Regions from separate parts of the Homo sapiens genome. Here region 2 is linked to region 1. Evidence: chromatin loops called from intact Hi-C (ENCODE). Cell type or tissue: PC-9. All regions are shown on one strand. Links, peaks and the distances in the headings refer to the core of each region. The heading gives the core; the rest is flanking DNA.

What was found. Peaks named below come from ENCODE experiments on the same cell type or tissue, not always from the same donor. Only the 100,000 strongest peaks of a DNase experiment are listed, where the experiment ranks them.
Region 2: a loop joins it to region 1, with 19 times the contacts of the local background. A loop is called at or near these places in 1 of 110 quality-filtered maps.

The regions. Positions count from the first base shown.
Region 1 is chr21:28,385,402-28,401,773 of GRCh38, reverse strand. No RefSeq gene overlaps it. Among named protein-coding and RNA genes, the nearest start is that of LINC00161, 150 kb to the left of the region's middle. In PC-9, for the core only: no CTCF peak of the experiment used is centred there; a DNase peak (open chromatin) is centred at 8,283; H3K27ac peaks cover 935 bases.
Region 2 is chr21:28,081,510-28,097,881 of GRCh38, reverse strand. The region is part of intron 1 of LINC01697 (long intergenic non-protein coding RNA 1697); the gene reads right to left. Among named protein-coding and RNA genes, the nearest start is that of LINC01697, 41 kb to the right of the region's middle. In PC-9, for the core only: no CTCF peak of the experiment used is centred there; no DNase peak of the experiment used is centred there.

The DNA.
Region 1 (16,372 bases), core at 5,055-13,054:
TAAACTGTGAGTAAGAGGTTGCCAGTATGTTCTATTGTGCGAATAGCTAGGAGCCCAAGAGGAGAGTCTCAGCCTGCCCAGAAATGCTAGGAATATTTTCTAATGTGGAAATATGTGGAGGATTGGTACAGAATAAGAAGAAGAATAGCTAGGCCTCCTCTCACTAACGTTGTGGGTAAAGTTGCTGCTCCTTTGTGGGACTCAAGAGGAAAATGCGAAGGCTGAGGGGTTCCTCATTTTAGGGAACAGCAACTCCCTTCTTTGCCCCTCTCCCCTCCCAGTAAAATCAGGTCCAAATGGTCATCCTGGCTCTTTTAATCTGACCAGTGACTGCTCTGCTTAGGAGAATGAGCTAACAAAGGGTCAAATATGGCATGAGTAGGTGTGTCTTTGCTTCTTTAGGTTAAGAGAGAAACAAGAGGAAGAAGCCCATGGTCTTTATCTTTGGTCGTGGCCATTTTATGTGCCACAGGTATGTTTAGAGGGCTGAGTGGAATAGCCTCAAGGATCTCAGATTAATTATTCCCTGTTGAACAACAGAAGTTAAAATACTTTAGTTTATTTAGTAGCTACAAGAAAAGTATGGAGATGAAGCAACTCAGTGGAGGGCTCCAGAAAATTTTGCTCATAAGTGGGTCAGATAAGGTTAAATTTCTATTTTGAAGACATATATTGTATAATTTATTGGTTTATAGGGATTAAGTTCATGGTATTTATCAGGTTTTAAGATGACTTATCCTCTTTATCTATATAGCTACCTATCACCAATCTATCACCCACCTATCTCAATAAACAAACAGCTATACAATCAGGCTTTTACTGTAAAATCTGAGTGGAGTTTGTTTAGATTTTCTCTTATCTCTTGGTTACACAAACAAGAATTACTAAGGCATTTAGAGAAGTATACCTCTCTCCAGAATATTCCAAATATAATTTTTTTAATTTAAAAATTTGAAAGTTATTTTGGGTTCTCTTTTTTTTAAATACAGCCAAATTGAAATATATGGTATGCTATTTATTATGTAATTTTTAATCCATTTGAAATATTTCAGATAAATATCTTACATTTAATGTTAGTTTTAAATACTTTTCTTTTAATGTTAGTTTTACTTTCTTCTGAATTTAGAAAATTATGCAGTTTTCCCCTTCTTAGCACAATCATACATTCAAATATGAATATTTACTTGTTTAATAGATTGGTGAAATGTAACCTACATGTTACAAAAATTCACTTGTACATTCTATGAAATAAATGAGGTCAAGAAATATTTGTGTAACAATGGTGAAATGAATGATGTAATGGTCAACTTGCAACCCAGCCTTTGCCTCTTTTATTTATATTACCTAATTCTGGAGAAATAATTTTGGAGAATTTTATTAAAAGTCATATTAACCACAAAGGTATTAAGCGAAACATGTCTGTCCTCAGACCACAGCACTGTTGAAAGATTTTTGGCTTTGTGGAGGACCCCACAGAAACCTGAATTGCCTGAGATTATTTTATTTGAATGCTGTGCTTCAGAGTTTTTAGTTTTCTGGTGCTTAAACTTTTGCTGCAAAGGGAGAAATAAATCATTGTACAGATAATATTTGGTAGCCCATCACATATATATCTTTTTAGCATATTCTAAAGCAAATTTTAAATATAATAGGATTCTGTATTAGTCTGTTCTCACACTGCTAATAAAGACATACCTGACACTGGGTAGTTTATAAAGGAAAGTTGTTTAATTGTCTCACAGTTCCACATGTCTAGGGAGGCCTCACAATCAAGGCAAATGAGGAGCAAAGTCACCTCTTACATGGCAGCAGGCAAGAGAGCTTGTGTAGGGGATCTCTCATTTATAAAACTATCAGATCTCCTGAGACTGATTCAATATCATGAGAACAGCATGGGAAAGACCCAACCCCATGATTCAATTACCTCCCACAGGGTCCCTCCCATGACACATGGGAATTCTGGGAGCTACAATTCAAGATGAGATTTGGGTGGGGACAGAGTCAAACCATATCAGATTCTAAGACATTGTAGTAGTCTATTTTCATGCTGCTGATAAAGACATACCCAAGACTGGGAAGATAAAAGGTTTAATGGACTTAAAGTTCCATGTGTTGGGGACACGTCACAGTCATGGTGGAAGGTGAAAGGCACATCTCATGTGGTGGCAGACAAGAGAAGAGAGCTTGTGCAGGGAAACTCCCCTTTATATAATCATCAGATCTCATAAGTCTTATTCACTATCCTGAGAACAGCATGGGAGAGACCTGCCCCCATGATTCAATTATCTCCCACCTGGTCCCTCCCACAACATGTGGGAATTCAAGATGAGATTTGGGTGGGGACATAGCCAAACCATATCAGATATCATCTCATTATTGTAGATGGGATGATTTATTGTCCACTCCAACAAGTATGTGTGTCATCCAGTGGTAGTTTGTCTGAACCAAGTAGGAAACTTAATATTGGAGTAAAATTTTAGTTTTCTCTTTATTATATAGAAGTCAAATTCTGAGTAAGAAACAGAAGGGCTCTGAACAAACAAGGGCATTTTTTAAAAGCTTAAAGTTTTTAACTCCCATAATCACAGATGAGTTCTTATAAAAAGAAATAATATATTTTTAAAGAGATTAGAGAACTACTGTGAATAAAAAAGATTTTTAAATGATATTACCAATATAACAAGATAATTTTCACAAAATGAAAAATAATGCAAACTCTGATCTCAAGCCATTTATGCACAATGTCAGTAAGAAAAGAACAATACTTAACAACTTGAATTTGATAAAATCTAATTATAAATTTTCTCAAAAAATTATGGTCTTAGTTTTGTGTTCGATCTAAGCATGATCCCATATGCATGAAATATGATGTTCTTTTATGACAGTTTTGTAAGAAGGTTTCTGAAACTTCTATGTTTAATACTTAGTTTTTTTCTGGTGGAAAAGGAAAGAGATGAAGTAAATGAACTCTATCATGGGATAGGACTATAGCTATATACTTTTCAAATAGATTTTCAAATCTTGAGTTTATTTATTTCTTAGGTTTTATAACTTTGATTAACTGTATTTAGAAACTATATGTCAAGTACTTCATAGTCTGTAATTTGCAAAGCCTCCTGGAGTTGAGAGATGGTTTCTATTCATGCCTCTAACTCATGGCCCAGTTTTTAAGGCAAAAAAAAAATTAGAGTGAGCAAGATAGATCATGTTCCATCTTTAGCAGATGGAAGAGGGGACTATGAAATAGCAATAGACACATGCTGTGGTGATGAGATTCAACCCTGCTTTCTTGGCTCTTGTGTAGTGAGCAACAGTCAGGAATGTCAGAGGACACAGATTACCTGTGAAGCTCGATAACAGGAAGCTTCATCTTGTACTATTCTCATAGCTGCAATAGTCCCATAACCAGAGTATTTCCATAGCCCAGAGGACTATCAGCAAACAGAAGAGCTTAGAGTTTATTAAACTGGTGTACTTCTCAAAAAAGATGGCTTCTTCCCTAAATGTCTAAATTTTTTTTTACATTTTAATTTTAGTATATATCTCATGTACCTATGCACTATTTATCCTCAGCCATTTGTTAAGAAAATCTAATTTTCAGCGGCTTATTTATTTTTTTTCCTGCTTTCAGAAAATGGGATGACATTGGCTGAGTCTCTTAGAGGTACTCCTGAAACTCAGGTATATGCCTATGCCTGTCTTTCATGGCTTTGGATAGTCTCACTTGGTAATGGTCTATAGACTGTGTGATCTTCTCTTTCCTTTCCTTACCCCCATTTTGTCTTTGCATTCTGAAATCTCTTGGCTTCTCTTTGTCTTCAGTTTTGTTTTTTCATTTTAACCCATCATCCGTCCTGCACCTAGTTCTTTGCTTTTGGCTTCTGTCTTCTGGCTATACACTTTTTATGCTCTTCCCACACTAACTACAATTTCATAGAAATCCATCACCTATACACTATGGTATTAGGTCAGATATCCTTCACCAAGTTGTCAGAAATGAAGATTCCTTGAATTTCCTTCATACTCCCCCAGCTCACCTTTGCTAATTGTGCTATTCAAATGACCTGCATACCTTAGCTAAATAAACTGGTCTTTTATATGCCAGTCTTTCAGACAATTAACCTGCATCCATTGTAAATGACAGGGATTTCCCCCCGCTTTTTAGTTGTCAAAGCAGGACAATCTAGCACCTTGAATTTTTTGCCTCCATAAAAAATTTCAAAAATAGACGTGGCTGTTTATCTTGTGAATAAGACTTTCAAATTTAGAAAAAAACAATAACTAGGTAGTACAGGAATCTATACTTTTAGTTCCTGTTGCTTTTGCCCTTCTATTAATTTATTTATTTGAAAAAAAAACTGAGAGGAAAAATTTGCCCTTGCTTCAAATCCCCAGGTAAATCTTGTTTGTTCAACAACTGTTGCTGTTACTGGAATAGTGATTATTCTCATTGCTTTAAGAAAGATCCCTTAGATCAAAGCTTGGCTTGGTGACAGCATGTTTTCTACTAATCAAATGAGGTCAAAGGGTAGACAGTATTTACAATGATTTCATGGATTAGGACTGTGACAGAATGAAATCTGATAAGGTTAGGAAAAACAGAGTGGATAGAGCAAATGTGGTGCATCTGAGAAACCTGAAAATTATCCATTAAATAGTCTTATTTAGACACTCACTTCAGCCTGGTTGGCTGCTAGGCATATTGCTGTGGAAGTCAAAATAACCAGCTCCTCTCCTGAGGATGGCAAAGAATGTCACAACTTTTAATAAAATAAGAGATAGAATGTCAAGCGATCATGAACAGAAAACAAGATAATCTAAAAAAAATCATATGTACTGGTTAGGAAAATACAATAATTATTAGAAATGGGCTTGTGCCTTTTTTTTATGCTATAATAATGCTGTCTAATTAACATCCACAAGACCATAATGCTTGTCATCCTAAGTGTCGGGTTCCAGCCCAAGCTGGGGACCGAGGGCAGTGGGTGGACAAGTGGCAGGGAGCTGGAAAAACACTTGAGGAATCACAGACGGTTTTGACACGGTTCTTACTCTATCTCAGCACAAGCGAGCCTGGGCATGAGCCATGGGTGCAAGCCACAAGCCTGGGCACAAGCCTGGGCATGGGCCTGGGCATGAGCTGCAAGCCATATGTAAAGCATTAGCAGGGTAATTATACCTTTTACAGACAATAGTGGCTTTGAGACAAGCACAAGCTCATGTGAGTGATCACCTAATGTGCCTCACACAGTGTTGGTTACATAATGTGTGAAGTTGTGCACTTACACTCCAAACCTACTGATTCATGCTGCGCTGGGAGGCTTCCTCAACCTACTGCAAAATAACATGCAGCCATTTCCCTTACACTCCACCCCATAGGCTGAAAGCATCCTCTGTGCAGGGACATGTGCCCAAAGGGCAGATCCCTGAATCCTTAACCCACAACAACAATAACAGGCTAACTTTCCATCCCTGGATAACAATGCACCTACCAAGGGCTTCTGCTCTGGCTGATAATACCACACCTTCCACCTCCCCATGGTTGCTTTGGGTCCTGTGTCTGTGCCACAGTCACAGGGGAGCTCATAATAGGCAACACAGATATTACATATGCCCCCCAGAGGAGGGTTCATCCCCTGGCTGTTTCCCTATGAACAGTCAACCATGGGGGGCATGCACTGAACAGCCAAGGAGTGACAGGCAATTCATACTGTAGGCACTTCTCCCAGGGAGCTATGATGGCCAACCACAGGCAGTTGGGGGGTTGGAGGGTCCATGGCCACAGCCAATTTTTCTGTTCTTCTGACTTCAGGGGCATCAGGACAGGCAACAATAGGTTACTGTTCATCCCTATACCTGGTCAGAGAAGGTCATTCTTCCTCCTATAGATCTTGCCACATGGCTTGGCCTACGTGGGCCGGTGAACAAATAGCTAATTTTGTAACTTCCAGGTAGTTAACCACAAGGTTAAGCCTCGATAAACTTCCCAGCTATTAGTGCACATTTCTATAGGTGTCACCTCCTTGGTGATCACCATCCATACTGCTTTAAGTTCAGCCCATTGGCTACTTTGCCCACACCCGGTTTCAAACCATATGGTGTCAGTACTAGGTTGGATTGCAACAGTGGTCCAGGCAGCAGTACCACCTCAGCTAAACCCATTTGTGTACCATGCCCCATTGGGAATGGAGGGATGTCCTTCTTTAAATGGTAAAGGCTCAAATTCTAGGGGTGCCTCAGGCCCCATGGCCTTATCTTGCATAGGACTGCAGCTCCCAAGACTTCTAAGGGACTTGTGCTCAGTGTACTCTGCTGCTCCAAGTAGGCACTCCACTTTGCCAAAGTGGATGTCTCCCCCATCCCAGTCCAGGGGGTCATTATCCATGAATGCACTCATCCTGCTATTGGGTAAGTTGTCTGCATGAAGATTGTAACCAATCCTGCCAAGCTCTCATGAACCTGAAGGGCAGCACATGCAGTTACTAACTGCTGCTCTATCAAGGAATACCAGAGCTCAGCTCCCTTTCATAGTTGGGATCAAAAGCCTACTGGTGTTCTCAAGCACTCCGTGTGCTGCCACAGGCCCCAGCTGAAACCATCTGTGGTCACATGCACATCCAGCTCGAATGGGAGCCCCTGCTCAACTATCCACAGGGCTTATTCCTGCTGAATAGCCCACTTGGCTGCCAGGAAGGTGGTCTCAGCTGCACCATTGCAATCTCAGGCAAGAGGAGCACTGCCGATTCTAAATCTGCAAGAGAATTAGAGGTTAGCTTGATAGCATTAAAAAGACCATGGATAATATCATTAACAAGACCATGACATATGGTGGGGCTATGCACATAGCCCTGCAGTAACACTGTGAAAGTCCATTGTCACCTTCCCATGAAGGCAAATTGTTCCTGACTCTGTAAAAAAAAATGCATTAGTCAAGTCCACCCCATAGTGGTACTGTCCCAATTCTGTTGTCAAGTAGTCCATCAAATATGTGATAGATGAGACAGCTGTCAAGCTGTGTAAAGTGTCCACCCCCAGAATGTATACAGGTATGGGAGAGACATACACAGTGCATAACCAGGGGCCAGGTGGCTGATGCCAAGGTGCAGAGATACAGATTTCACTTTCATTGACCATAGACATTTCATAGCTGTCTATGCAGCCTTGCCTGGAAACTTATCTGGGTGCAGGGACCAGTGGCTTGTCAATTTCACATGTGGCTTCTGGTTGCCCAGTGTCCCCTCAAGCTGGGCACCTCGGCCAGTTCCCTCATAAACAGAAAAGGCTTTACATCCCTGCCTTGCTTCAGTACATAGTCTTTGAGCTGGAACACCCCAGGTGGGACCAGATCACGCAGCAATGTCCTTCTCCCCTTCTTCCTCTTGGGCATTTTCTGGAATTGCTGTTCCAGAGGCAACTGTCTCCACAAAGTTAAGAGTACTTCATTGGGCTGCTTATCAATTTTCTGTTTCTCAACCCTGGCCAAAATCAAATCTATCCACATCTTTGAGTGTGTTACTGGTTGGGGTCCCCTATTTTCCCATGGGCATCTTCCCCTTCTTTACTGCACAGACCCCTCGGTCCCACCAATGGCCTCCAGGCCTGCATTCACAGCAGCCTCTAATTCCTTTTTCAAGCTCTGTAGCCAGGCTTCCAGGGGGTGCCTGGAGGTCCCCATTCATGGCAGCTTCTAATTCTTTTTCTGAACTGTGTAGCCAGGCCTCCAGGTGCCTCGCCTATGTCTGCAAAGCCCTTACGTCTGTGGCATCCCTCAGGGACTGGGTGTGTACTCCAAGCGCAGTCAAAAATGCCCATCCAATTCTGCCAGCAAAGGCTCCTTCCTTCTCAGTGCTCTGTGCTTCCAGCAACTTCAGGGCCTTCTCCATGCTCACAAGGGACCCACCTACCACCGCCCAGTCTCCACCAGAGCCCATCCTCACAGCACAGCTGCAGTCTGGTACCACAACCCATGTTGTGGCCACAGAGCCAACCAAGAATCAGCGGGGACCAAAGGCTCACCCACCTTGGGATCCTGTTCGTGATGCCAGTTTTCATGCCAAGTGTCAGGTTCCAGCCCAAACTGAGGACTGAGGGGAGTGGATAGACCAATGGCAGGTAGCTGGAAAAATACTCGAAGAATTGTACACAGTTTTGACATGGCTTTTACTCTCTCTCTGGGCGTGAGTGAGCCTGGGTGTCAGCCGCAGGTGCAAACCGCAAGCTGTATGTACAGCCTTAAGTAGAGTAATTACACCTTTACAGACAATAGTGGCTGTGAGCCAAGTACGAGCTCAGATGAGTGATCACCTAATGCACCTCACGTGGCATGGTTATATAACAAGCAGAGTTGTGCGCCTGCATTCCAAACCCTGCTAAGTCATGCTGCACCAGGCAGCCACCTCAGACTACTACTGAGTAAAGCACAGCCATTTCCTTCACAGTGGTATGTAACAATGAAAATTTATTTTTGTTTGTGAACTTAGGACTGGGTTGGTGGTTCTGCTGATCTGGGCCAACCTCAGCTGATCTTGGTTAAGCTCACTCTTGCATCTGTGGTCAGTTGGTGGGTCAGCCGGGAACTGGTTGAAGTTGTCTTCAGCCGAGATCATTGGTCTCTGTTCCATGTGGTCTCTCATCTTCCAGAAAGCTATCTAGGGTTTGTTCTCCTAGCAAAGGTGACATTCTGAGACAGTGAAAATGTGCAAAGGGCTTTTTGAGGCCTACCTTCAGAAGTGGTTAGCTGCCACCTTCACCAGATGCTATTGGTACAAAGGTACAAAGCCAGCTCTATATTAAAGACTTGGAGGACAGGCTTCATGTCTTGGTGGAAAGAGCTGCAAAGTCACATGGCAAAGGGAGGCCATTAATTGGGGCCAAAAAAGCCATCTGCAGCAGTACTTATGCCATAATCAGCTGCAAAGTAAAAGTCACTGAAGAAAAATATACCCCTAAAGCCAAATAGGACCAAAGTAAATTAGAAAATAGAGCAAAACATATATCACTAGAAAGTAAGGCAGAGGGACTCTGACCTCAGTGAGTCTTCTGGAGCTCAGAGTCTCTCCACTAGAGCTGGTTCCTTTATTACATTGCTTAACCATCGCACACAAGCTCACAGTTTCTGCTAAGCCAGGAGTTATTTATCAGTCACAGCTGGGTTAAGTGTGGTCCTTCCTGATGCTGGTTGAGAATTGGTGATAACACTGACCTCACACTGCCAGGCATTCTAGTTCTGAGTAAAACTGAGGAATTAACCTGAAGGATTTTTCCACACACAATAAAAACACTAGAATGGAACAAAATAGTGGCCCAAATTATTAGGAATATGTTCTTTGAAGCACAAGAAATAGGCTGTCCATGTTTCTTTATATTATTGCATCTCAGAAGAAGAAAGGCAGGCTATTTTTTAAAATTTAAAAAAGTAAATACATGAAACATTGGAATAATTTATGCTGGGATGATGAGGCATCTGTGGACATGAGAGAACAGTGGGTTTATTCCAGAAAGGCAAACAAAAGGCATGTGATACAAATATGTAAAGGAAGGTTTGAGAAAAGACAAACACTCATTTCCTCTTAAGGGAAGAAGTAAAAGAGAGGCTTAATTTGAAATAAGGAAAATGATGAGTAATGGAAAACGCTGTAATTAAAACCAATTGAACAATGAAATCCGTAGCTAAAGGTAATTTGCAATTCTTGCCAAAGAGAATTAAGGACTGGGCTCAAACTATCTACAGAGATTAGTAGAGAGAGCACAATTTGTATATTAGGTTGTTAACAATAATCTCATTTAACTGGCTTAGTGACTTTTAACTTTCAGGTTTTGGGGTACATGTGCAGGTTTGTTATATAGGTAAACTTGTGTCATGGAGGTTTGTTGTACAGATCATTTCATCACCCAGATGCTAAGCCTAGTACCCAATATTTATTTTTTTCTGCTCCTCTGCTTCCTCCCATCCTCCACTCTCAAGTAGGGCTGAGTATCCATTGTGTCTGTCTTTGTGTCTGTGAGTTCTCATCATTTAGCTTCTACTTCTAAGTGAGAACATGCAGTGTATTAGTCTGTTTTCACACTGCTGATAAAGACATACTTGAGACTGGGAAATTTACAAAAGAAAGAGGTATAATTGGACTTACAGTTCTACATGGCTGGGGAGGCCTCATAGTCATGGCAGAAGGCAAGGAAGAGCAAGTCATGTCTTACGTGGGTGGCAGCAGGCAAAAGGAGAGCTTGTGCAGGGAGACTCCCACTTTTAAAACCATCAGATCTTGTGAGACCCATTCACTATCATGAGAAAAGCATGGGAAATATCCACTCCCATGACTCAGTCATCTCCCACTGGGTCCCTCCTACAACATGTGGGAATTATGGGAGCTACAAGATGAGATTTGGGTGAGGACACGAAGCCAAACCATATCATGAGGTACTCTGTTTTCTGTTTCTGCATTAGTTTACCAAGGATAATGGTCTCCAGCTCCATCCATGATCCTGTAAAAGGCATGATTTCATTCTTTTTGATGTCTGCAGAGTACTCCATAGTGTATATATACCACTTTTTCTTTATCTGTTGACTTTTGTGTATTTATATTGTAGCCATTCTTATTGTTTTTTAACCTTATCTTAGTAGAGATACTTTCTTGTTCATCAAAATACCTTCATGGCTGACTTAATTCTTTGCACAGTTCCTTGCTTCTAGATTTCTAGAACAACCAGCTAGTAATATTCTAAGGTCTGCTTTTAAATTTTTCTCTAGGAGGCTTTTATAAAACTGAAATGAAAGCCTGAGTATTGGAGAGAACATTTTGATGCCACAGACCTATTATTTATGGACATTCAGGCAGGAGTTAGATTCCTGGATCAGAATTCCAGCTTTCCTGACAAGGTTTCTGTATTTGTGAAATGGCAATGAAAATAAACGTATTTACTTATACAAATTAGATACTGTAGCAGAAGCGAGAGAGAAAAAAAACACCTCAACTGCTTAAAAATAAGAACAGTAACTATCATCCGTAATAGGAAGTCCTAAGTCAAGGATGCCCCAGTCTCATGATGTCGGAAAGGTTCTAGATTCTGTCCACTGTTCTGTCATCTACAGGGTCATTTCCTGTTAGATATCACACCCAGCAGAGACAATGTTTAAATGATGAAGATTTTTTTTTTCTGTGTGTGTTTTTTTAAACATGTTGTAGGCTGAGTCATGTCACCTCCAAATTCATCAGTTCTAACCCCATGTACCTCAGAATGTGACCTAATTTGGGGATACTGGTAATTACAGTTAAATAAGGTCACTGGGGTAGGTTCTCATTCAATATGACCAGTGTCCTTCAAAGAAGAGGACAGATAGACAAAGAGAAAAGACCAAGGAGAAAGAACTTAGAAGAAATCAACATTGCCAACATCTTGATCTTGGACTTCTAGCCTCCAGAACTAAGAGAAAATAAATTTCTGCCGTTTAAGCCACCCAGTCTGTGGTAGTTTGTAATGGCACCTCTAACAAACTAATACAATGTGTGAAGAAACTTCATTCTAGAAACCCCCTCAGTAGCTTTCTTCAAGTATCATTGGCCACAATTGTGTTCCATGTCTATTCCTGATCCACTCACCAGCAAAGGGGTTGGGATTATCATCACTGACTTAATGAAGACCCAGCTTTTTGTAAGATACCAGACACCAGAAAATAAGAAATGTTTTTTTTTTGGAAAGGAAGAGATGTTATGGCAAGGAAGAATCAGCATTCAGAGAAGTCTGTTATGCTATCTTGTAAGTCATCATGAGGATTAAACCAGACAATGTGTGAAACACTTAGTATGGTGCATGGCACACTCAATTTACTATTATTATTAAGCTTCATTTAGCTGGAGTTTACAGGATTCATGCCTAGCAATTCTTTAGAGGAAAATGTTTGTTATTTCAGTAACACTTCTTATATGTTCTTTTAGGAACATGTATTATACAACATTGCTTGTACTTCCAGCAGTGTTATAGTATAATTCCAACATAGTTCTAATAATAAATAATAATTGGATTAGCAGCTTTATGATCTCATTTGAAGAATGTATTACATAATAGCTGATAATTTATTTATATCCAAGCCTAGACCCTTTATTATGAAATGACCTTTTGAGGCCAGGCGTGGTGGCTCATGCCTGTAATCCCAGCACTTTGGGAGGCTGATGCAGGTGGATCACTTGAGGTTTGGAGTTCAAGACTGGCCTGGCCAACATGGTGAAATCCATCTCTACTAATAATACAAAAAAATCAACCAGGCATGGTTGTATGTGCCTGTAATCCCAGCTACTCAGGAAGCTGAGGCACAAGAATCGCTTGAACTGGGGAGGAGGAGGTTGCAGTGAGCTGAGATCGCCCCACTGCACTGCAGCCTGGGCAACAGAATGAAACTGTCTCAAAAAAGAAAAAAATAAAAAAAATGATTTTTGGAATTGAAATGCGAACTCTCTAGTGGGTTTAATGATGGTCTCCAAAAAGCTTTGTTTATATTTCAATGCTTGGAACCTGTAAATGTTGCCTTTTTTTGGAAAAGGAGTCTTTGCAGATGCAGTTAAGGATCTTGAGATGAGGAGAACCTCTTGACTTATCTCAGTTTGTCCTAAACCCAATAACAAGTGGCCTCCCAAGTAGCCCATTGAGGAGTAGAGAGGCACACAAGAAAGGCAATTTGAAGATGGAGCAAAGAGGTTGTGGCCACAAGCCAAGGAATCAAGAAGCTGGGGAAGACAAGGGAGCATCCTTCCGTAGAGTCTCCAGAGGGAATGCAGCCCTGCTGATGCCTTGATTTTGACTTCTGGCCTCCAGAGCTGTGACTGAATACATTTCTGTCATTTTAAACCACCAAGTTTATAGTAATTTGTCACAGCAGCCTTAGGGAATGAGTGCAAACCACATGCCTGTTGACCTCAATTATTTCAATCGATTATTTGGCACATATAATTCCTGAATTATTTATTATGATTTTTTAAAAACAGCCTTCTGTGTGGAATTTATTTAGGAGTAAGCAAAAGAGGAAGCCAAGTTGAGATACCGTATGAGTAGAAATCTGAGTGTCTAATTTGCCAAAACTTTTTCATCTCCTCCAAGGCTGCCCACCCAGAGAATGAGGATTTATTTTAAATGCCAAAGATTTCACAGATGAACACATACTAGTTATTTACTTTTTATATCTGTGACTAGGAAAATACATTTTCACCTCAAGACACTTTGCAAGCATTATTAACTTCCGTTTGTTAACTTTGAGCTTCCAAGGGCCTATATTTCATTGAACCACTTGCAATTACCCATAGCTACTCAACTCCATTTCTCCATTTCTGAGAGGACAGGAAAGGAGAGGAGAAGCATGGGAGAAGCGAGGCAAGGTGAGAAAAGGGAGAAAAGGAGAAGAGAGGAGAGGAGATTGAGCTGCTCTTTAAAAAACAGCTATAGCATTATGCCCTTAAAGATAATTTATTCTATTAATCTCTATCTTTTCTTTCACATAAGTTTTATATCACATATAACAACAAAAAATGAAATTCAGTAAATAATTGGGTGATTCTTATATGTGGCTTCCTGTACCTGTACCTATGTACCTAACCAAGTATGAATAATTCTGACATTATCACAACAAAGCTTGATATTTGGGGGAAAAAAGTCCCTGCACTTTTAAATCAGATCAGGTACATACTGGCAAGATGGCAGACTGAGTACTGTGACTACTAAGACATAACCATCTGTTTTTAGAGATTCACACACACACACACACACACACACACACACACAAAACCTAGGTAAAAGAACTGACATTTCTAGAATGTTGAATTGTATACCAAATCCTTTGTATTTTTAGTTTTGACTTTATATCGTTGACTTTTGTCCTTTGTCAGTTTAAATTTATTCTAATGTGGGAAATAAGAGTCTTCTGTGATTGAAATCTGGCTTGCCTTTGGCTGTTTCTTGGTATTCATGCCCATGTTCTACAGGCTATGAGCAAACTGGGTCTATAATCAAGTGCCAACTTTAACCTAAAAAGAATAATAATAAAGATCTCCTAAGAGTGTAGGGATAGTTTGTAATGATTAGCTCGAGGGTCCAAAACACTTAGAATGTAGCAACCTCAGGAAATTCCTGCCATTACATGGACGTTCACTTTTCTCTAAAGAAAACAAAGAAAACAAAAAATAATTAATCCCTCTCAGGCATTAAACCAAAGATAATTCACATATTAAAAGCTTTATTTCATTACTTTCATTTGGTTTTGTTAAGGAGTAGTATATTCTGGCCCGTAGTATTACTTTGGTATTTATTCTAGTTTCTAAAGGAGGAGATGGTTCTGAGGATGCAGATGTCTAAGCAGTTAACATCACAACCTTCTTCAGTTGCCAAGGAAATAGGAAAACTTAAACTCTTCTGCAAAACTAATTTGCCAGCTGTGTGTTTCTATTTTGATTGTAACCACTTACTTTCAGTTATTGCTTTTGTCTTCACTGTGCCCACATTTCTATTTTGTTTGTTTTCAGATGTTTTATTGTTTGTCATTGATACATCTGGCTATTATAGTTCTACTGCTGTACTGTTTGTTCTTCCTGTAATTTTTAAATATATTTTTAATTGCTATGGGTACATAATAGTTGTACATATTTATGGAGTACAAGTGATGTTTTGATACAGACATACAATGTGTAGTGATCAGAACAGGGTAACTTGAGTATCCATCACCTTAAGTATTTATCATTTCTTGGAGCTAAAAAATAAATTGGACTCATGGAGATAGAGAACAGAATAAAGGTTACCACAGCCTGGGAATGGTAGCTGGGAAAGGGTGATAAAGTGAAGATGGTTAATGGGTACAAAACTACAGGTTTGTATTAATAGAATGAATAACATCTAGTATTTGGTAGCAGAATAGGGTGAGTATGATTAACAATAATTTATTGTACACCTACATCTTTTTCTGATTCAGTTTATACCCCTTGGTCTTGAATGGGATTGTAATAAGAAAGGTTTGGAAAGTACCATCTCTAATAATTTTACTTGAGTTAATTGTTTACTTGCAATAATCAAGCTTGGGAGAAAATGTGTAAGAAAATTTTGTTATGACTTTGATTTTAGTTTACAGAAGACAGGCAATTTTTCCCCAATACATTTGTGTCTATACGGTTGAGTGCTGTGTGAAATCTTATGGTGAAGTAGATGACATTTTTAAAGCTCCTTTTCAATATTCAATTTGCCTCCTCAATTCCCTAGTGGAAGTAAGATCTTTATATGGCTTAATGGGTGACCTTATTTATTAAATTAGCAAACACCGATGGCCCATCTCTGATGTATACTTATGCTATGGAAACTGCTGTGGAAAATGCAAAGAAACATGAAGGTAGTACCCTGTTGGGTGATAAGAAATGTATACTCACATAAAATGTAACTCAAGATATGATAACTCAAGATAAGATAATATCTAGTGTATGCAACTAGTTAAATGAGAAACCCTATTTCTAACTAGAGTAAACATGGATTTTTAAAATTGTGCCTTTAAAAATAGTTAGGATTTTATTTAGTAACATGGAGGTAAGGAATCTGGAAGAGGGCATCTAAGAGTGTGGAAGGGGAGCTTCAAATTTATGTGGATGGAAAAGGTATTATTTAGGAATACAGACAAAAATAGTAAGATTGGTTTAGACAGTCTGGCTTGAAAAGTAGGTCTAGGACATGTCATAGGAGACTCTAAGTACTTATCAATTATTAATCAAGCAAGCAGCATGAGTTAGTTTTCCTTTTAGAGGATTAATGTGACACCACACATAGACTATAGTAGAGCAAACCTTTTACATTGTTATCCTTTTACATTGTAACCTTTTACATTGTTGCATGTAAATTGTTTACGTTGTTAACCTTTTACATTGTAGATTCACAGCCTACTTGCATCAGAATCACTTGAGGATGCTTATTAAATGTGCAGATTGTGTACACTATTGGTTTGTCTGGGGAGGGCAATACTCTGGAAGTGATTCTTATCCACAAAAAAGCTTAGGAATGGAGATAAGGTGCTAGAAAATCAGAAAACCTATTAAGAAGTAACTATAATGGTCAGAGGGGATCATAAAACATCCCAACTCATGTAGCTGAAAGACAGAACAGGCATTGGGGTTGTGATAAGCCTAGATTCAACTCCATCTCTACCATTTTGAACTTTTCATGGGCAAAGTTTCTCTAAACTTCTGTTTCTTCATCTATAAAATAACATTAACTTTACAAACTCACAGTATTTAAAACATTCATCACACATGGTAATATCCTGTACAGAACATATAAAACAGGTCCTTAAAATATGGTTTCTTTATTTCACAAATTAGGGTGATAAGTTCATGGATATAGGAGATCCTTTAACCAC
Region 2 (16,372 bases), core at 4,079-12,078, 300 kb after region 1:
TTTCTTTCTTTCTTTCCTAGCATTCCTATAGAACACTTTTATTAACTTTTAAGTCATAAACAGATCTATGTGAATTGTTACTTTAAGTGGTGCCTGTACTCTTGCTATTGAAAGTGTGACCTCGTGCATCAGCACTCGCATCGCCTAGGAGCCTGCTAGAAACTCAAACCCTATGCAGGGTAGCGGGGAGAAAATGCTATTTAAAAATCTGATGGTTCTCAGGGATCATGTTGAAATTTTACTATTGTCAAGGAGGCAATTTTTCATTCCCTGCTTCCTAACGTTTCACAGTGTTCATTCATATCTACCATGTGTTTTCCATTAATATTGTTCTGTCATAATTATTCCCATTTCTAAGCAGAGCAAAGTCCTTTTTAAAAAATTTTTTTTTTACTCTGAGTTCCAGGATACATGTGCAGAATGTGCAGGTTTGTTACGTAGGTATACATGTGCCATGGGAGTTTGCTGCATCTATCAACCAGTCATCAAGGTTTTAAACCCCACATGCATTAGGTATTTCTCCTAATGCTATCCCTGTCCTTGCCGCCCACCCCCTGACAGGCCCTGGTGTGTGTTGTTCGCCTCCTTGTGTCCATGTGTTCTCATTGTTCAACTCCCACTTATGAGTGAGAACATTCAGTGTTTGGTTTTCTGTTCCTGTGTTGGTTTGCTGAGAATGGTGGTTTCCAGCTTCATCCATGTCCCGGCAAAGGACATGAACTCACTCTTTTTTATGGCTGCATAGTATTCTGTGGTGTATATGTGCCACATTTTCTTTATCTAGTCTATCATTGATGGGCATTAGGGTTGGTTCCAAGTCTTTGCTATTGTAAATAGTGCTGCGATAAACATACACGTGCATGTGTCTTTATAGAAGAATGATTTATAATCCTTTGGGTATATACCCAGTAATGGGATTGCTGGGTCAAATGGTATTTCTAGTTCTAGATCCTTCAGGAATCACCACACTGTCTTCTACAATGGTTGAATTAATTTACACTGTCACCAACAGTGTAAAAGCATTCTTATTTCTTTTTTAAAGAAAATCATATTGGTAGTTGGGTCATGGCTTTTAGATGAGAGTGGTCTTTGCACAAGTCTCCTATTTTGTTTAAAATAATAATGGTGATGACATTATTAGTAGGCTTAATATTTTACAAATAATTTTACTTTGAATGGAAACAGAATATTTTTCTTGTAGGCCCGTATACAGTTAATTTAGCAAAGAATTAAATAAAAAGTCACATTTAAAAAAATTAATTTTCTTAATTAAAAATCCTTATAATTGGCTAGGCGTGGTTGCTCATGCCTGTAATCCCAGCACTTTGGGAGGCTAAGGAGGGCAGATCACGAGGTCAGGAGATTGAGACTATTCTGGCTTACATGATGAAACCCCGTCTCTACTAAAAATACAAAAAAATTAGCCGGGCATGGTGGCGGGTGCCTGTAGTCCCAGCTACTTGGGAGGCTGAGGCAGGAGAATTTCTTGAACCAGGGAGGCGGGGCTTGCAGTGAGCCAAGATCGCGCCACTGCACTCCAGCCTGGATGACAGAGCGAGGCCCCGTCTCAAAAAACAGAAACAAACCAACAAACAAAAAATGCCTTATAATTAAAAAAAACTCAAAGGGTTCTGTTAATTTATCATTACTTGAGAATCCATAATTTTAATATGTGTGTTAAAATGTATGATTTAAATTCCCCACGGACACACTGCATCCTTGGCTTTTACAGAGATGTTAAAAATGAATTAATCTTATGATATTCACCATAGTGTTATTCAAGCCAGCATAAACAAAACATCCCAAGAAAAATATCTTCCTGCTAGAAAAAGAGGTCTCTGTTTCCTTTTATCAAAAAATTTGAGCCTTGTTGAATATAATACATGTTGTATATTGAAATGAACTTTATTGTATAGTTTTGTTCATCTTGGACATCTTGTACACGTAGTTTTTTCATTCATACTCCTTTTAACTTTTTCGTCTAATCTATGCAGATTCCTCCTATGTAAAATGGAAGGAACAGTGATTAACATGGTTTAAGTTGTGAGAATTTAATAATAAAACACACATTCCTCAAGAGTTCAACTCACTGTCAGATACACAGTGATGTTCTGTGAACAGCAGCTACTTTTATTATAAATTTCTTCTTTTCAAAATATTCTGAAATATAAGCAAACGTGTAGTTTTGGAGGTGGATATAAACACAAATATCACTATTTTTATAAAAGTTGTTTTAGAAACCCTTCAAAGAATCTCCTAAATACTGTGATGCATTATAAAATAGTTATGATATTTTGAGGTTTAAAATACTTATTAAAAGAGGCATATTCATATCTAGACTATTAATCTTAAAACAAATTATCTACAAGTTAAAAATAAACCACAAATTGAATAGTAAAAATGTGTGAATTGGGGAGAAATAATAAATACACACATTTTGATTCTGGTTATAAGCTGGTAAGTAATTAGATCTGGGTTTTAGACCTGATTCATTAGCCATAAATTTTAGTATCTTTAAGGCTGAAGTTCCTCATCTGTATTGTGATAAAATGATACTAGTTTTTTGCTAAAGTTTTCCTGACTCAAAAATTTCAAAAATTAATTAATACCCCTCTAATCTGAATTTAATTTCTAAAGTTAAGAATGAGGATTTTTATTTCTGTTGTATCATTCTAAACATATATTGAAAGTTTTAAAGTACATTTGTATTCTAAAAGTCTATTTACTGAAGAAGATTTTGGAAGAATATAGCTATCTGTAATCAACTATTCTAAGTACATTCAATTTTCCAAATTTTGATCATTTTCCTCATAGGGCTACAGCTCATCTCTGCTCTTAGACCTGGTCTCTTATTCAACTAGTTTGTCAGAAAGCTGGAAATTTTGAAATATTATAGCTCTAGTTGAGAGATTTAGTCAAAAGTACAGAAACTCTTCAATAGAGAGTTACATTAATGTCACACAGGAAGTTAGATTAGGTTCATAACCAAAAGCCTGGTTCCCCTCACTCCCCCACCCCCATCTACCATCTATCTGTCTGTCTGTCTGTCTGTCTATCTATCTATCTATCTATCTATCTTTTATCATTTATCATCTATATGACTTAATAGAGTGTCTAATCTGCTGCACAGAAAGCCAGCCACTGCATTCTAAAGAGGAGAATTATGGTCATGGCCATAGCATGTGCATCTGTCTCTAGAAATGATAATATAGAGATTGATATTATGGCAATGAGACCAAAGCTGGCTGTCAGGAGTATTTGTTGGAAATTGGGATAATCGTGAATGTAACTGCTATAATAATATTTTACTTTTGACTTAAATGAAAATTATCATATTGAATTGCTTCGTGAATGAATGTGTTTAATACCAGCTGTAGACCATGGAATACATACTAGCAGGATGGCAATTCTGTGTGGAGCAGATGGAGATTTTGGGTGGTCTTCAAAGTGAAGCCCAGTATATGACCCATTGCAGCAAGGTTATTTGAGGGGGTTCATAAAAGCATGGATCAGTACTGCATGGCTTGTATGACACTGAAAAATCCTCAATATTTTTTGTAGAGATACCTAATATAACTATTATCATTTGTCACACAAAAATCCTGGTTACAAGATCAGTTAATGGATTCCTTCAAAAATATTTTAAATTATGAATTTAGTCTAATCACATTTCAAAACTTGGACTAAAATCAACTTAAATAAATATGAAAATTTAATTTCCAAATTAGGGGTTAGACGTTATATGTCACATTCATTCTTAATTCTCTAGGAAAAGGCAGTGAAATTGATGTAACACTTCTAAAATAGGTTTGTTAAACATCCCCTCTTATTAATACAATTTTCATAAGATTATATAAGCAGAAATAAACATCATCATAGACAATTTTTTAATAAGTATGAACTCATACCATAATTTCTTAAAGAATGGCAGACTAAAGATGTTTCATCATTATCAGTTTTGTGTATAGATGCCATTTGTGAAAATGTCTTAAAACCATGAAAAAGAATGCCTTACACACCAGGCACATTGGATTCTTTGATTAAATGCTCCTTTTAATTAGCATTTTAAGAAAACTTTCTTGATAAGAAGATCAGAAAGCTCTTCAAGTGCAGTTACAAAGTTTTTTCAGTTTTATTTCCAACATATCTACATTGCATAGAAATATAGCTAGTATTTTGCAGATATAACTCTAGTTTTAACAATGCTGTGTGCTGGAAATTATACTATTATTGAGAAATACAACTGGTTCTTATGATCCCAAATTATTAATATTTGCTCTTTTCACCAAACCATAGGATGTACCCTCAGGAGTCTCTCATATTAATGCAATTAATTGAGAAAACAATGACAACAACAGTAACAATCCATTTAATCAATGGTAATTTCCAATTTGATATCTATCCATAATTAATTTTCTTTTTTCTTTTCTTCTCTTTTTATTTTTTATAGAAGGGGGTCTCCCTGTGTTGCCCAGGCTGGTCTCAAACTCCTGGGCTCAAGTGATTTGCCCACCTCACCTTCCCAAAGTGCTGGGATTACAGGTGTGAGCCACTGAACCCAGCCCATAATCAATTTTCAAAGGAGACTCAGGTTTCAGTCTGACTGTGAGCATATTTACTGCTAGTAGCATCTTTCCTCAATTTACCTGCTGTTCATAAAGTTGTAAAGTTATCTTTTCACATATAAAATAAATCATATTATTATGTGTTTCTATGTAATAACTGTCAAATATTAGCTGGAACATAAATTAAACAAGTGTTTTTGAATACTTTATACTATGACTGGCATAAGGATAACCCATTGGCTTTTGGCTATTTTATATTCTTCTCAATACGTATTCTGTCTTTTAGAATTCTGCAGCTTGTTCAAAATGTCCTGAACTGCAGGATTTAGAGAGCCAATAATCAAGATCTTAGCATTTTTAAATAGATCAAACTTTTAGAAATAACTTAATGCTGGCTTTGCAGAAAAATATTTGAAATGCTATAAACTATACTCCTAAAAATCTTAACCCAACACAAGATCAATAGTATTTGAACATCATAACGTCAATTTATATTTTCTGCAAAGGAATACACATTTTACAAAATATGCTTCAAATATCTGTTAATACATTTCACTGCCAGAATTTTTATTCTGTAGAATACTTTTCATTGCATATTTTACTTCTTAAAAATATTATGCACGATGTATACAAGTAGAATAAAGTAAGCGTTCAGGACCAAAAGTCATTTTATCATTACCAACTAATCTAGAATGTCTGATTCGCGATGCCAAAAATGTTATGCCCACAGTTGCTACTAGACTAAGCAGAATTTAAGAAAAACTAATTAGCTACAGAATGAATCTATGAAACGTTAAGTCAAGTTATCAAAAATCTCTCATTCTTCATGCATTTGTACTGCTTATTTTATATGCCATTAGTGTCAAGAAATGTAGTCCGTATGAATTACTTTTATACAGTAACTTTAGTAAGGGCTTTAAACAATTTAGATATTTTATATGAAACAGACCATTTAAGAAAACTCTCACTTAACAAAGTGAGTCTTAATATAAAGAACAGTATCAGATAGTTTGTCTTAAGCAAAAATAGAGCAATTTACCAGTTGAACCAAACTTATCATTTCACTCAGCTCATAGTAAATATTTTAGTAAAGCTTAAACTAAAAACATTTGAAAGGACATATGCACAAAAAAGTAATGATCATTAACAATGGAATCATTCATATTGAAGGCATTTTTTAATTTTTTCTCTTAAATTTGATATAGACCTAAACTACTAACTAGAGATTTTTGTAATAGGTATGGATTTAATGTGTTTAGAAACAATATAACCAAGTAAAGTTTTAATTTATTTATTCATAAATTAGTAGGATTGAAAGGATATGAAAAACTATTCATACTGAACTGTTTATGATAATAGGAGTGGCGTGTGAAGGCAGAGGAATTGTTGGTTTCTATCTTGGTATTTATAATTGCTATTTTAAATAGGGATATTATGTTTATATGTTATATAATAATTTAAGCATATGGTATTTAAAAACAATGAACATTAAATACACAAATTACATTTTTCATTGTCCCCCTATTTATTAACCTGGGACAGAGTGTGATGATAAGAAAAGGAAGGATCTGGGCAGCTGTCATAGATGTCCCAGGCCACTCCTTGCTTTTCTGGAAGTGGCTTGTGTTTACTTGTACCCTTGTACTTATCAGTGAAGTTTGACATGGGATAACAGCACTAATCCATGTGAGTCTGCCTTGACAATTTGACCTTTTTATGTTCACAAAAATAACAGGTAATTCTCCAAAGAGTAAATTTAAATTAGCACAGGGAGAAAAATCAGTTCGCTAATGAGAAGAGAAAAATCCAATAAGCACACGTGATAAACCATTTCCCTCAAAATTTAAAAAGGTAACTGTACCAGGTGAAGATACAGATGTAGAAAAGAAAAAAGAAATAAATTCCCATATCTGATGGGAATATAAATCAGTATCAACATAAGAGAAAGCAGTTTGGCAACACAAATCTAGGGAAAAATCCACTAACCCAAAAAGTAAAAAATTACATGTGTATGTGTGTGTAGGTATGTAGCCTAGTGAATCCACTGCACTTTTATATAAAGACTTGTATATAAAGCAAATATTTTCACTGTAGCACTTTTTGCTATGAGGCAAAATTAGAAATGACCATCAGTCAAAAATTAGATAGACAAATTTTGGCGTTTTCATACAATAGAATACTGGAATTTAGCAGTTGTTTAACCATACCTGAGCAAAGCTTTATGAATCAACATGAATCAATTATTACAAATAAAGATGAAAAACAAGAAGTTTCTAAAAATACGTATATATTTTGTCAGTGCAATACAAGATAGTGTTTTTGTATTAGATATTTATGTAGTGTGTGAAATAACAAAAATGGTAGTACTGAACACCAAGTTTAGAAAATTAGTTAACTCTGGGATATGAGGAAGAGAAATAAAATTGGTGAAAATAAATTTAAATACATAGGATCTTCAAAACTTCATGGAAAATATGTATTATCAAAAATACTATGTGTGCTGAGATTCAGGGGATCACGATGGACAGGAGGCAGGACTAGATTGAAGCTCCAGGCAGAGCAACCTACGGAGGCTTGCACTGTGAATTTTAGCTCCAGATCAACTTCAAGAATAAAGTAGCAATCCCAAGAAGACCCACAGCCCCTCTGAAGGAAGCGGACTGCTCCTGCAGGACCCGGGAGACACCCCAAATACTATGAGTGTCCCAACTGTGCAAGTGGGAAAGGGAGTGTCCCGAACACACACCCCCACTGGAGAAGCTGAAGGTGTTTGTGGGAGAAGTTTCCGACTTTACCTGGAGCTGAGTCAAGTCAGAGAGCTGAGCGAAATACAGGGGTACAGGAAGCAGCAGAAAGGCCCTCGGAGCTCACTGGGTCCCCAAGCAGCCCATTCCTGCCTGGCAACACAAAGATCCATCCGGAGGGCGGCCAGAGGAGCAGGGGGTAAAACTCTACAGGGAGAAGGAATTCTCTAGCTGAACTTTGTAACCATTTGAACAGGGCAAGAAGCCTCCTGGCCAGAACTCAGGGGAGGGCGCGAATCTGGCCTGCAGACTTCACAGGCAGGGGGAGGAACTAAAGCCCTTTTCTCTGGGGGCTGGGAGATGGATAGCATTCAGCAAATTTTCAAGCCATTCTCACCCTCCGCCTAAAAACTGACTCTGTTACGGGGGCATAGTGAGAGTGAGACCAGCCCTTCAGTTTGCGTGGGAGCTGGGTGAGGCCAGTGACTGTCAGCTTTCTCCGACTTCCCTGACAACCTGCATGACTCAGCAGAGGCAGCCTTAATCCTCCTGGTACATAACTCCAGTGACCTGGGAATGTCACCCCCATCCCCAACAACAGCTTCAGCAGGACCCACCCAAAAAGAGTCTGAGCTCAGACACGCCTAGCCCCACCTCCACCTGATGGTCCTTCCCTATCCACCCTGGTAGCAGAAGACAAAGGGCATATAATCTCGGAGATCTAGGCCCACCCACTGCCAGTTCCTCTCCACACCACTACAGCTGATGCTCTCTGGAAAGCACCACCTCCTGGCAGGAACCCAACCAGCACAAAAATAGAGCATTAAACCACCAAACTAAGGACCCTTATGAAGTCCATTGCACCCTCCACCACCTCCACCAGAAGAGGCGCTGGTATCCACAGCTGAGACCCATTGAGTTCATATCATAGAACTCTGTGCAGACAACCCCCAGTACCAGCCCAGAGCCAGGGAGACTTGCTGGGTGGTGGGGCCCAGAAGAGAGACAGCAATCACTGCAGTTCAGCTCACAGGAAGCCACATCCATAGAAAAAGGGGGAGAGTACTACACCAAGGGAACACCCAGGGGGACAAAAGAATCTGAACAACAGCCTTCAGCCCTAGACCTTCCCTCTGACAGAGCCTACCCAAATGAGAAGAAACCAGAAAACCAACCCTGGTAATATGACAAAACAAGGATCTTCAACACCCCCCCAAAATCATACTAGTTCACCAGCAATGGATCCAAACCAAGAAGAAACCCTTGATTTACCTGAAAAAGAATTCAGGACATTAGTTATTAAGCTAATCAGGGAGGGACCAGAGAAAGATGAAGCCCAATGCAAGGAAATCCAAAAAATGATACAAGAAGTAAAGGGAGAAATATTCATGGAAATAGATAGCTTAAAGAAAAAAAAAAAACATAAAAAATTCAGGAAACTTTGGACACACCTTTAGAAATGCAAAATGCTCTGGAAAGTCTCAGCAATAGAATTGAACAAGTAGAAGAAAGAAGTTCAGAATTCGAAGGCAAGGTCTTTGAATTAACCAAATCCAACAAAGACAATAAAGAATAAGAAAATATGAACAAAGCTTCTAAGAAGTCTGGGATTATGTTAAATGAGCAAACCTAAGAATAATTAATGTACCTGAGGAAGAAGAGAATTCTAAAAACTTGGAAAACATGTTTGGGGGAATAATCGAGGAAAACTTCCCTGGCCTTGCAAGAGACGTAGACAGCCAAATACAAGAATCACAAAGAACACCTAGGAAATTCATCACAAAAAGATCTTCACTTAGGCACATTGTCGTCAGGTTATCCAAACTTAAGATAAAGGAAAGAAGCTTAAGAGTTGTGAGACAGAAGCATCAGGTAACCTATCAAGGAAAACTTATCAGATTAACAGCAGATTTCTCAGCAGAAACCCTACAAGCTAGAAGGGATTGGGACCCTATCTTCAGTTTCCTCAAATAAAATAATTACTAGCCAAGAATTTTGTATCCAGTGAAACTAAACATCATATGTGAAGGCAAGATACAGTTGTTTTCAGACAAACAAATGCTGAGAGAATTTGCCATTATCAAACCACCACTACAAGAACTGCTAAAAGGAACTCTAAATATTGAAACAAATACTGGAAACACATCAAAACAGATGCTCTTTAAAGCATAAATCACACAGGACACATACAACAAAAATACAAGTTAGAAAGTGAAAACAAAAAGTAAAATCAAAGTACACAGGCAACAAAGAGCATGACAAAAGCAATGGTACTTCACATTTCAATACTAACATTGAATGTAAATGCCCTAAATGCTCCACTTAAAAGATAAAGAATTGCAGAATGGGTAAGACCTTACCAACTAATTATCTGCTGTTTTCAGGAGACTCGCCTAACACATAAGGACTCACATAAAGTAAAGGGATGAATAAGGATATTTCATGTGAATGGACACCAAAAGCCAGCAGGGTAGCTACTCTTGCATCAGACAAGACAAACTTTAAAGCAACAGTGGTTAAAAGAGACAAAGAGGGGCAGGATATAATGGTAAAAGGCCTTGTCCAACAGAAAAATATCATAATTCTAAACATATATGCACCTAACTCTGGAGCTCCAAAATTTATAAAAACAATTACTAATAGACCCAAGAAATGAGATAGACAGCAGCACAGTAATAGTGGGGGATGTCAATACTCCACTGACAGCACTAGACAGGTCATCAAGACAGAAAGTCAACAAAGAAACAATGGATTTAAACTATACCTTGGAACAAATGGACTTAACAGATATATACACAACGTTTCATCCAACAACCACAGAACACACATTCTATCCAACAGTGCATGGAACTTTCTCCAAGACTGACCATATGATAGGCCATAAAAATAAGCCTCAATAAATTTAAGACAATTGAAATTATATCAAGCACTCTCTCAGACCACAGTATAATAAAACTGGAAATCAGCTCCAAAATGAATCTTCAAAAAAGAAAACTGCAGACCAATATCCTTGGTGAACATAGTTGCTAAAATCCTTAACAAAATACTGGCCGACTGAATCCAACAACATATCAAAAAGAGAATACACCATGATCAAGTGCGTTTTATACCGGGGTGCAGGGATGGTTTAACATACAGGAGTCAATAAATATGATACACTACATAAACAGAATTTAAAACAAGAATCACGTGATCATCTCAATAGATGCAGTAAAAGCATTTGACAAAATCCAACATCCCTTTATGATTAAAACTCTCAGCAAAATCCGCATACAAAGAACATACCTTAATGTAATAAAATCCACCTATGACAAACCCACAGCCAACATAATACTGAATGGGGAAAAGCTGAAAGCATTCCCTCTGAGAACAGGAACAAGACAAGGATGCCCACTCTCACCACTCCTCTTCAACATAGTACTCAAAGTCCTAGCCAGAGCAATCAGACAAGAGAAAGAAATAAAGGGTATCCAAATCAGTAAAGAGGAAGTGAAACTGTCACCTGTTTGCTGACGATGTCATCATTTACCAGAAACCTCCTAGAACTGATAAAAAAAAAATCCAGCAAAGTCCTGGATACAAGATTAATGTATACAGATCAGTAGCTCTCCTATAACACTAGCAGTGACCAAGCAGAGAATAAAATCAAGAACTCAACCCTTTTTACAACAAAAGCTACAACAAAACAAAAGAAAACAAAAACATAAAATACTTGGGAATATACCCAACAAAGAAGTTAAAAAACCTCTACAAGGAAAACTACAAAACACTGCTGAAAGAAATAGATGACATGAACAAATGGAAACACATCTTATGCTCATGGATGGGTAGAATCAATATTGTGAAAATGACCATACTGCCAAAAGCAATCTACAAATTCAATGCAATCCCCATCAGAATACCACTATCATACTTCAGAGAATTAGAAAAAAAAATTCCAAAATTCATATAGAACCAAAAAAGAGCCCCCATAGTCAAAGCAAGACTAAGCCAAAAGAACAAATCTGGATGCATCACACTACCTAATTTCATACTATACTATAAGGCCATAGTCATCAAAATAGCATGGTACTGGTATAAAAACAGGCGTATAGACCAATGGAACAGAATAGAGAACCCAGAAATAAACCCAAATACTTACAGCCAAGATCTACGACAAAGCAAACAAAAACATAAAGTGGGGAAAGACACCCTTTTCAACAAACGGTGCGGGGATAATTGGCAAGCTACATGTAGGATAATAAAACTGTATCCTCATCTCTCACCTTATACAAAAATCAACTCATGATGGATTAAGGACTTAAATCTAAGACCTGAAACTAAAAAAAATTTCTAGAAGATAACATTGGAAAAACCCTTCTAACATCAGCTTAGGCAAGGATTTCATGACCAAGAACCCAAAAGCAAATGCAATAAAAATAAAAATAAATAGCTGGGACCTAATTAAACTAAAGAGCTTTTGCACAGCAAAAGGAACAGTCAGCAGAGTAAACAGACAACCCACAGAGTGGGAGAAAATCTTCACAATCTATACATCTGACAAAAGACTAATGCCCAGAATCTACAACGAACTCAAATCAGTAAGAAAAAAACAAAGAATCCCATCAAAAACTGGGCTAAGGACATGAATAGATGATTCTCAAAAGAAGATATACAAATGGCCAACAAGCATGAAAAAAATGCTCAACATCAGTAGTGATTAGGGAAATGCAAGTCCAAACCACAATGAGATACCACCTCACTCTGGCAAGAATGGCCATAATCAAAAACTCAAAAAACAGAAGATTTTGGCATGGATGCGGTGAACAGGGAACACTTCTACACTGCTGGTGGGAATGTAAACTAGTATAGCCACTGTGGAAAACAGTTGGAGATTCCTTAAAGAAGTAAAAGTAGAACTACCATTTAATCCAGCAATCCTACTACTGGGTATCTACTCAGAGGAAAAATAAGTCATTATTCGAAAAAGATACTTGCACATACATGTTTATAGCAGCACAATTCACAATTGCAAAATTGTGGAACCAAACCAAATACCCATCAATCAGTGAGTGGATAAAGAAATGGTGATATATATCACAGCCATAAAAAGGAATGAATTAACAACATTTGCAGTGACCTGGATGAGATTGGAGACTATTATTCTAAGTGATATAATGCAGAAATGGAAAACCAAACATCATATGTTCTCACTGATATGTCGGAGCTAAGCTATGAGGATGTGAAGGCATAAGAATAATACAATGGGCTTTGGAGATTTTTGGGGAAGAGTGGGAGGGGACAAGGGATAAAAGACTACAAATATGGTGCAATGTATATATGGGTGATGGGTGCACCAAAATCTCACAAATCACCACTAAAGAACTTACTCATGTAACCAAATACCACGTGTAACCCAATAGCTTATGGAAAAAATACTATGCATGGATTTCAAAAACTTTTTGCATCAAAATAAACTTGTACTAAGCTGTTACAACATATTTGAACAGGATCTAGTTGCATCTAGCTTGAAGCACAAAGAGAAGGATAAGACATTAGTTTGAAAAGAGCCCCTATCAGAGCAACAGGAATTCTGCTAAAGTTGAAGCAAGAGCAAACATCGAATTTATGGTAGATCCTGTATAAAAGAATGGTAAAATGATTGATACATTAAGAAAAGTTTATGGGGGCAATGTCTCAAAGGATTCAGTGGTTTATAAATGGAAAACTAATTTTAAAACGGGACGAGACAATATTGAAGATGAAGCCTGCAGGGGCAGACAATTCATGTCATTTTTTGAGGAAAAAATTCATCTTGTTTGTGCCCCAAATAAAGGGGACTGAAATTAACAGCAGAAACAATAGCCAATAGCATAAACATCTCAATTGGCTCAGCTTGCACAATTCTGACTGAAAAATTGAAGTTAAGCAAACTTTCCACTCAATGATTGCCAAAACTGTTGCACCCATATCAGCTGCAAAAAAGAGCAGAGCTTTCAATGGAAATTTTAAACAGGTGGGATCAAGATTATGAAGAATTTCTTCAAAGGATTGTAACAGGAGATGAAACATGGCTTTACCAGTATGATCCTGAAGACAGAACACAATTGAAGCAACTACCACCAAGAGGTAGAATTGGTCTGTTCAAAGCCAAACTGGGCTGGTCAAGAGCAAAACTCATGGCAAAAGATTTCTTTGAGATTCTTACGGCATTTTGCTTGTTGACTCTCTGGAGGGCCAAAAACCAATAACATCTGCTTATTATGGGAGTGTTTTTGAGAAAATTAGCCAAAGCTTTAGCAGAAACCACCCCCGCGCCCGGGAAACCTTCACCAGAGAGCCCTCCTCCACCACGACAATCCTCCTGCCCCATTCCTGTTATTGAACAAGGGCAATTTTATGAGTATTTTCATAGGAAATTTTTAGACATCCGCATTACAGTTCTGATTGGTTCCTTCTTTGTGTTTCAAAATATTAAAAAAACCTTTAAAGGGCACCAATTTTTCTTCAGTTAATAATGGAGAAACGACGGCATTGACATAACTATATTCTCAGGACTCACTTTCTTAGGAATGGACTAAATGGCTGGTATCATCACTGGTATCACTTACTTATTTTGAATTTGTTGGAGCTTATGTAGAAAAATACTATTTATATTTTTTATTCTTTTAATTATATTTTTCCATGAACTTTTTGAGGTCTCATATATAGTTTTTAAATAAAATATAGTAACAAATATTTGTAAAATTTATATGGTGTATAAAAGGTGCTTAGTTATAATATCCTTATACTTTTCTTTATGTGTTAACTATTTTTTATTAAATGAATCAAAATAGTTTGAGCTTCTCTCAGAAGTCACCCAGGAGGACATCAATCAAATTGATGTTATTTTCTTCATTATTCTGGCAGAATATTGGGCTTCTTTGTCTGGGCTTAGAGTTCATTACAAATTTCCAGAAACTTCTTTCTTGGCTTTGATCCTTTGTCATAATGTGCTGGTGAATGTTAAACAGTAGGCTCTCTGGAATGTATGTAGGGGGCGATATAGTAAGGGGAGTTCTGACAGGTTGCATTTGCTGATTTTTGTGGTGTAAATTTCTCTAATATGGTCACTTTCGAGCTACCAACACGATGCCACTGAATGCAAAATTTTAAAAAGTACTGTGGCACATGAATATGATAGTCATAACCTCAAGAACACAGATAATAAAGTATAGTAAAATAATTAGAACATGATGAGTTTGAGTCTTTCTTACCTTTTTAAAATATAATTTATTTAATTCTATGCTTATGTAATTTATGGTAGCCACCTTTCCTCCTTTAGAGCCACATATCAGTCATAATTAGCACCTTGGCCATGGAGTGAGGCAGAAAACCAAACCAAATCATACAGAAAGTATGGATCCAGGTAGAGGAGTATTTGTTTTTCTGATCTAATTGCCATTAATGGGATTCTTCTGATATTAAGAATACCAGAAGTATAAATGCTTCATGACTGAGCGATCATCTTTTTCAGACGAGGCAAAACAGAGTCATATACATACATCTCATCTCATCTCATCCCATCCAATCCCATCCCATCCCATGCCATCCCATGCCATCCCATCCCATCCCCTCCCATGCCATCCCATCCCATCCCATCCCATCCCATGCCATCCCATGCCATCCCATCCCATCCCATCCCATCCCATCCCATCCCTCTCTCTCTATCTCATCTATCTATCTTATCTATCATATCTATCCCATCTATCTATCTATCTATCTATCTATCTATCTATCTATCTATCTATCTATCTATCATCTATCCATCCATCTACCTATCTCATCTATCTATCTATCTATCTATCTATCTATCTATCTATCTATCTATCTATCTATCTATCTGTGTGTCTGTCTATCTAATCTATCATGTATAAATGTTGTTGACATTACTGCTGTTACTTTGTGTTGTCTTAACTTCTTTTGTATATTCTGATTCTATGTTGAGTCGTGAAAATTAAAGCTGTAGTTCAAAAAAGTGATGGAAATGTTAGTGATACAGCTGAACTTCAACATACTCTAGGTTTCTTTTAAAAGCTGTCTGCAGAGTGCAGGGGCTTATGCAACTAAGTGGGCTGTTTGGCAAGATAATAGACATAGCAGAGAGAGAAATTTATATCTCCTACCTGAAAGTCTGTGTGTTTACGAGAGTAGATGTTTGACACATTCCAGAGTCCGTACTATGTCAGCTTATCTTCTGAATTTTTTTGGCCTACTATAGTCTACTTAGAATACACCCAAGTGTAAATAAATTTCTTCTCTGTTTTGAGTTTAATGTGACCATTGTCCTTATAGACATGCTTGTAGGTACAGCCTCTTGAAATGATTTAATTAATACAATGTTATATATAAACTTTAAAAGTATTTGACAACATCTGATCATGAAGATTCCTATCAGTATAGAAAAGTGTCAGCCGGGCACAGTGGCTCACGCCTGTAATCCTAGCACTCTGGGAGGCCAAAGCAGGTGGATCACGAGGTCAGGAGTTTGAGACCAACCTGGCCACCATGGTGAAACCCCGTCTCTACCAAAAATACAAAAATTAGCTGGGCGTGGTGGCGGTTGCCTGTAATCCCAGCTACTTGGGAGGCTGAGGCAGGAGAATCATTTGAACCCAGGAGGTAGAGGTTGGAAAAGTGTCAGCAATGTTACCAGTTGCCATTTAAGTACACTTTCTTTTACTTTCAAAAGGATTTTTTATTCTATAATAAACTATAAAAGAATCATCGCAGTTGCTTTCGATCGATTCATATAATTCTCTGCCCAGAGAGAAAATGCAAAGCATTAAAAGGACAGAATCATAAAATATGATGCCTCCAAGCAAAAGGCAGGGAATTTCATCCTCCTATGTATTTTTAATTTAAGAGGGACATGAAAAAAGACATGACCGGTGATAGAAAAGGTGAATTTGGGGCACTTCTGTCCTTTTTTTTTTGTTTTACAAAATGGCCAGAAACTTGTTTGTGACAACATGTCTAGCAACTTGCTTGGCTTCAATCACTTGCAAAAGAAATAACAAAATTATTAAAAATGGAAATGAAATC